Linked DNA regions of Homo sapiens: region 1 is linked to region 2. A link is a loop called in an ENCODE intact Hi-C map of the cell type or tissue named here. Cell type or tissue: B cell. All regions are shown on one strand. Links, peaks and the distances in the headings refer to the core of each region. The heading gives the core; the rest is flanking DNA.

Region 1 (2,920 bases), core at 183-2,682, 45 kb before region 2:
CATTGTGGATCTAAAAGTACGTATTTTGAGAAGGAACGCAAAGTAGTTGGGAGGCAGATTCATAAGCTAATTGTTTTGGGCTTATTACAATCAATATCAGTTGCCCCAGGCCAAGGCTGCCTTTGCCTTGTCAGGCTGCTGACATTTTGTGCTTGGTCACCCAGCTCCTTGCTCCAAAGTGATACATTATTGATTTTCCTCCTGTCCCATTAAGGCCACCCTTTCATCTCCCCAGGGATAGATGATGCTTTTGCACACAGCTTGCATGTGCCCAGACTCCTTAGTGGGAAAGGCTATATAGGATGAGAAGGTTACCTTTGCAATTTCACACCCTCAGATTCTGTCTGCAGCTGAAGAAAATCCACTGTCACACAAATCATACTACCTGAATTTCCTAAATGCCCTTTTTCATCTTCCCCCATATGTCAACATTTTTTAAACTCAGAAAAAACATTTCTGCCTCCTCCCTGGGTTCCAATCGATGCTGGCCTTCAAACATATAAGGTGAGTTTTTTACCCATCTCTCTCTCTCCTGAACAGTGGGGGATGTTGGGAAAATCCTGGGATTTAAGGGATGACATACCTGGGCTCAAGACATGGCTTCCCCATTTACCCAAATGATGACCTTGGAATCCTTCTTTGAGCCTTCATCGCTTCATCCTTGAGAGAGGAAATAATAATACCTGCCCGATCACTTTATAAAATATTTAAATGAGATCACATGTGTGAAGCACCGAGTCTGGAACACAGTACGTGTCAATGCCTCATCCTTTTCTATTTCTCCTGCTGTCTCTTGGGAGACTGGAAGACTGTGGCCTCCCCAAGGTAGGGGCCACTCATTCCTCATCTTTGTCCCTAGCATCACATTTGGCACAGATTAATGTTTGGGGAATTGAGGACAACAAGGCAGATACACTTTTATAGATAATGACACTGCCTCTTAGAGAGATTCAGTGCCTTGTCCATGCCAAGACCACTGATAGAAATGAGTCTGTTAAGTTCCAGCATTTTGACTCTTTGTCTCATCTTTCATTCACTAAATCTTGGTGCCTTATGTTCACTCCAAAACAATCTGAACGCAACAACTATGCAGACTAAGTGTGTGGTTACTTCCTGACTTTTCCTCAGAGTTAACTAGTTCCAGCCTCTGTTTAATGGTAAACATAGATTTCCACCATAATCCGTACTGGCCCCACCTCTTGTCACCTGCAGCTGTCCTCTTCAACCTTCCCATAGCACAGCCTTCCTAGTTACCAGCAAATGGGAATTTGAAGCAGAAGGTGTTGAAATCATCTCAGCCCACCTCCACGTTACACAGACTTGAGACCCAGGGCTTTTGGGCTTCCATGCCAAGTTTCCAGCTGCAGTTTAGCCTCTTTTCAAACAGCAATTCTTTCGCCAAATGCTTCCACATGCTTCAGTTTCAGGTGTTAATTCTACCTTCTAAATTCTTGTTCTGAATATCAGCCCAGTGGCCAGGCTTCACTACCCAAGAGCTGCCAGCCTGTGGTCTGAATTTGCAAGTGTCTCCTGCATGCTTTCTCATTATTGGCTTCACCCACCTGCTTGGGTCCCTGGTATTGCACCAGCTGGCAGCCCCTGCTGGTGGTGACTGATGTCATAAACCACTACGAGAGCTAGTTGCTTCCCCCCAGACTCTTCTCTGTTGTCAACCAGATTGCCACTTAGCCTTGGTCCAGTTCCCAGTCCCCTCCCCATCTGTAGAGTCTGCCTGCCAGCACACTGCTATGACTTTCTTTTCATAAAATACTGCTTTTATTTATGAGTAGATCTCCTTTACCACATCACCATCTATAAAATACACACTTGCCCCTTCATCTCAACAATGACATTTCCTCATAGTCTCTTCCTACAGTCTTTAATAAATAAGGACTGCATAATACAAGGGAAAATACAGGATTAAAGAAGATAACAAGAAAAAATTCTCCTTCAATCCTCACAAAATCCCATATGCCTTATTACAGATAACTGATGTCAATAAGTCATGTTAATATAATGGTCGAACAATATTTTTTTTCTCCAGGCTTCTGGAGTTGCTCCCCACTGTCCGTTGATAGACTAGGTGTATAAACACATATTTAATTGCTTAATAAGGGCAAGGCCAAGGAAAGAGTGAAGTATATCAAGCTTTCTACTTGTGGCTTATTTGGTTTACTCCTCACAAGTCCTCACTATCATGACATTTAGCCAGAAATCAAAATATGTTCTCAGTATTTCTGAAGTTGGCATTCCTACAGTTAGAATCATGATGCTGGAAGATGTGGGGTTCTCCAGAGCAGGACCCATCCTAAAGTAAAACATATTTTGAGCACACGCCCTAAGCCCAGCCCAAAATGAATTTCAGCATGTGGTTCAATTCTGAGCAAAATTCCGGTGAAAATGCTATCCTTCTTTATTAAATAGGAATGGTAGCCAGGTGCAGTGGCTCATACTCATGGTCCCAATGCTTTGGGAGGCCAAGGCAGGAGAATTGCTCGAGTCCAGGAGTTTGAGACCAGCCTGGTCAACATGGCAATACCCCATCTCTATGAAAAATGCAAAAATTAGCCAGGCATAGCACAGCTGCACACCAGTTGCCCCAGCTACTCAGGAGGCTGAGGTAAGAGGTCAGGAGGTCAAGGCTGCAGTGAGCTGTGATTGTACCACTGCACTCCTAGGTGACAGAGCAAGGCCATGTCTCAAAATTAATTAATTAATTAATGTAATATGAATGGCTTGATTAGAGAGGGAGTGGGACCCTCAATCTTGTCAACCATGAGAGAAAACACCACCCAAGAGCAAATCAGGACCTCAGTAGCAGAGCATGGGCAAACTTACCCCTTGAACTCTTAGTCATCTGCCTGGAGCCAAGGCACCACATACTACCGAGCAAGCGCGTGTGAGAACCCACAACCTCCAT
Region 2 (2,920 bases), core at 115-2,614:
ATAGACTAGAAAGTGAACATACATGAAAAAGGTGTGGCCATTCAGAAAAGAAGGCAATGAACTCTAACTGGAAGGATCAGGAAACACTTTGTGGAGGTGACTTTTGTGGTGGGAATTAAAGGATAGGAATGTTTGGAGGTAAAGAGTAGGGAATTCCAAACTCAGGAAACTGTCTGCAGGATGCATCTTGCTGGCAATACTTTGCTACAAAGCTGCCTGAAGAGGTGTCAAGGAAAGCTTCTGGCTGCTAGGTGCTGCTGGCTGCCATTTGCAGTGAAATCTGTATACTAGAAAAGCTACCTGTATTGTAGGAACCAAGTTCTGGAGAAGCTCCTGGGCTGCTAGAACTGGGTGCTGGAGAAACCAGGTATGCTGAAGGAGGTTGATGAAACAAACACACTGTAATCAGAAAGAGAATCCCCTTCCTCCTGCAGTATTCCACCAATAACTTCTACTGACAAAGCTTAACATTATGTCAGCTGACTTAGAAGAAATATTTGCAGGGTCCAGCTGCATTATCCACAGAATAGTGAATGAAGGATGGAGTTGGAGCTGAAAGAAAATAAGCTGACAACTGGCACAGTAAAGTATTTGGCTCCACAGTCTCTACGTATACCCTTCTATACATATTTACACTTCTGTGCAACAATGAAACAACTCTATATTTCACCTAAAAAGATACAGCTGTCTTAAAATGTAAAGAAGTCCTCAGCTTTGCTTTACAGTGAGGAGATGCACAGTCTCAGTTGTCATTATTTTCATCATTGGCTATATATTAAATATTTCTAAAATCCTGTCACAGTCTCTGTTACCTAAAAATAAATTTATAAAATTAACCCACAAGAACTTATATGTAAAATAAAAATAAGAAGAAGAAAATGTTAGCTTATATGAGGGGTCTTCAAAAAGTTCACGGAAAATGTGTATTTTTTATATATATAAAAATAGATGTGTGGATTTCAAACATTTTCGGCACAAAAGTAAACTCGTGCTAACTTGTTATAACATGCCTGAACAGAATCTAATTTGAAGCACTGAGAAGGATAAGGCATCCATTTGAAAAGGACTCCTATATTGCAACATGAATTCTGCTAAAATTGAAGCAAGAACAAACATCAAATTTATGATGAAGTTTGGGTAGAAGAACGATGAAATTAGTGACGCTTTATAAAAAGTTTATTGGGACAATACCCCAAATGAATCAGCAGTTTAAAAATGGATAACTTATTTTAAGAAGAAACAAGATGATGTTGAAGATGAAGCCTGCAACGGCAGACCATCTACATCAATTTGGAAGGAAAAAATTAATCTTGTTCATGCCCTAACGGAGGAAGACTGACAATTAACAGCACTGACAATAGCCAACAATGTAGACAGCTGGTTCACCTTACACAATTCTGAGTGAAAAATTAAAATTGAGCAAACTTTCCACTCAATGAGTACCAAAACTGTTGTACCCAGGTTAGCTGCAAATAACAGCAGAACTTTCAATTGAAATTTTAAACAAGTGGGATCAAGATCCTGTAGCATTTCCTTGAAGAACTGTAACAGGAGATGAAACATGACTTTACAATATGATCCCAAAGACATAATCAAAGCATAATCAAAGCAATGACTGCCAAGAGGTGGAAATGGTCAAGTCACAGCAAAAGCAGATGAGCAATGAGCAAAGGTCATGGCAAAGTTTTTTGGTGATGTTCAAGGTGTTTTACTCGTTGACTTTCTGGAGGGCCAAAAAACAATAACATCTACTAATTATGAGAGTATTTTGAGAAAGTCCGTCAAAGCTTTAGCAGAAAAACACCCAGGAAAGTTTCACCAGAGAGTCCTTCTTCACCATGACAATGTTCCTACTCATTTTTCTCATCAAACAAGGGCAATTCTGTGAGATTTTCCATGAGAAATCATTAGGCATCCACCTTACAGTCCTGGTTTGGTTCCTTCTAACTTCTTTTTGTTTCCTAATCTTAAGAAACTTTTTACCTTAAGTTAAAGTATATAGCTATTTAAGATTTCCTAATCTTAAAAAAATTTTTCTTCAGTTGATAATATGAAAAAGATTGCACTGACATAGTTAAATTCCCAAGACCCTCAGTTCTTTATGAATGAACCAAATGGCTGATGTCATTGTTTATAAAAGTGACTTGAACTTAACGGAACTCATATTGAAAAATAAAGTTTATATTTTATGTTTTTACTTGTTAATTTTATTTTTCCACAAATTTGGAAGTCCCTTGTACATACAATAAGATAAATATGCAAAGTGACCACGGTCTTCATTTCTATAATTGGTTAAGATGCTATTCATAATTGACATCTATGGTTAAAATGCTATTCACAATTGATATCTATGATTTTATTTTTCCATAATCCATTTTATATTTTCATCTTTCTCAGTCAGAACTTCAGCTGTTTGGGGTTCTTTACCTGGTAGAGTGATCCAAACCTTCATTCTTTAAGGGCTCACTTGTTGTTCTGCTTTTTCTGCCTTTTTGTTGTTGTTTTTTTTTTTTTTTTTTTGCTATAGCTTTTCATTAACCTTTACTACTGTGCATAATGGTATTAAAAGGTACCCAGGAGAATTCTCCTTGCCTCTGCTGTGAGCAGTGGCCTGTTTCCCTTGGTAAATTGGGACCAGTTCTTTCAGCCAGTAGGATGACCTCTTTTTCTGCCTGTTGGTTCAGTGGCACAAGGATCCTAAAGTGGCCACGTGGCAACCTCATCTTCCAATTTATTGGAATTATTGTTGTATCCCCTGGTGGAAATGTTTTCTCTCTAGGTCCTAAAACTTCCAAACAAGCAGATCTCACAAATAGCAGAAAAGGAAGCAAAAAATTCTGCAAGTGGGTTCTTAGGTGTAATGGTGCATACAAAAAGTACTAACCAAATAGTTAAAACATTGAAAAAGATAAACAAGAGT

The links. A loop is a pair of places that touch in the nucleus more often than their neighbours do. Peaks named below come from ENCODE experiments on the same cell type or tissue, not always from the same donor. Only the 100,000 strongest peaks of a DNase experiment are listed, where the experiment ranks them.
Region 1: it touches region 2 in a loop (1.9-fold over the local background); 2 of 110 quality-filtered maps call a loop at or near these places.

Annotation. Positions count from the first base shown.
Region 1 is chr1:221,938,211-221,941,130 of GRCh38, forward strand. The region is part of intron 1 of LINC02257 (long intergenic non-protein coding RNA 2257); the gene reads right to left. Among named protein-coding and RNA genes, the nearest start is that of LINC02474, 27 kb to the right of the region's middle. RefSeq lists an enhancer at 1,280-1,459. In B cell, for the core only: a CTCF peak has its summit at 1,569 (motif pointing left); a DNase peak (open chromatin) is centred at 1,571; H3K27ac peaks cover 369 bases.
Region 2 is chr1:221,983,743-221,986,662 of GRCh38, forward strand. It overlaps LINC02474 (long intergenic non-protein coding RNA 2474), which reads left to right. Exons shown (of 3, transcript NR_149071.1): 3 at 1,019-1,222. Among named protein-coding and RNA genes, the nearest start is that of LINC02257, 6.7 kb to the left of the region's middle. In B cell, for the core only: no CTCF peak of the experiment used is centred there; no DNase peak of the experiment used is centred there.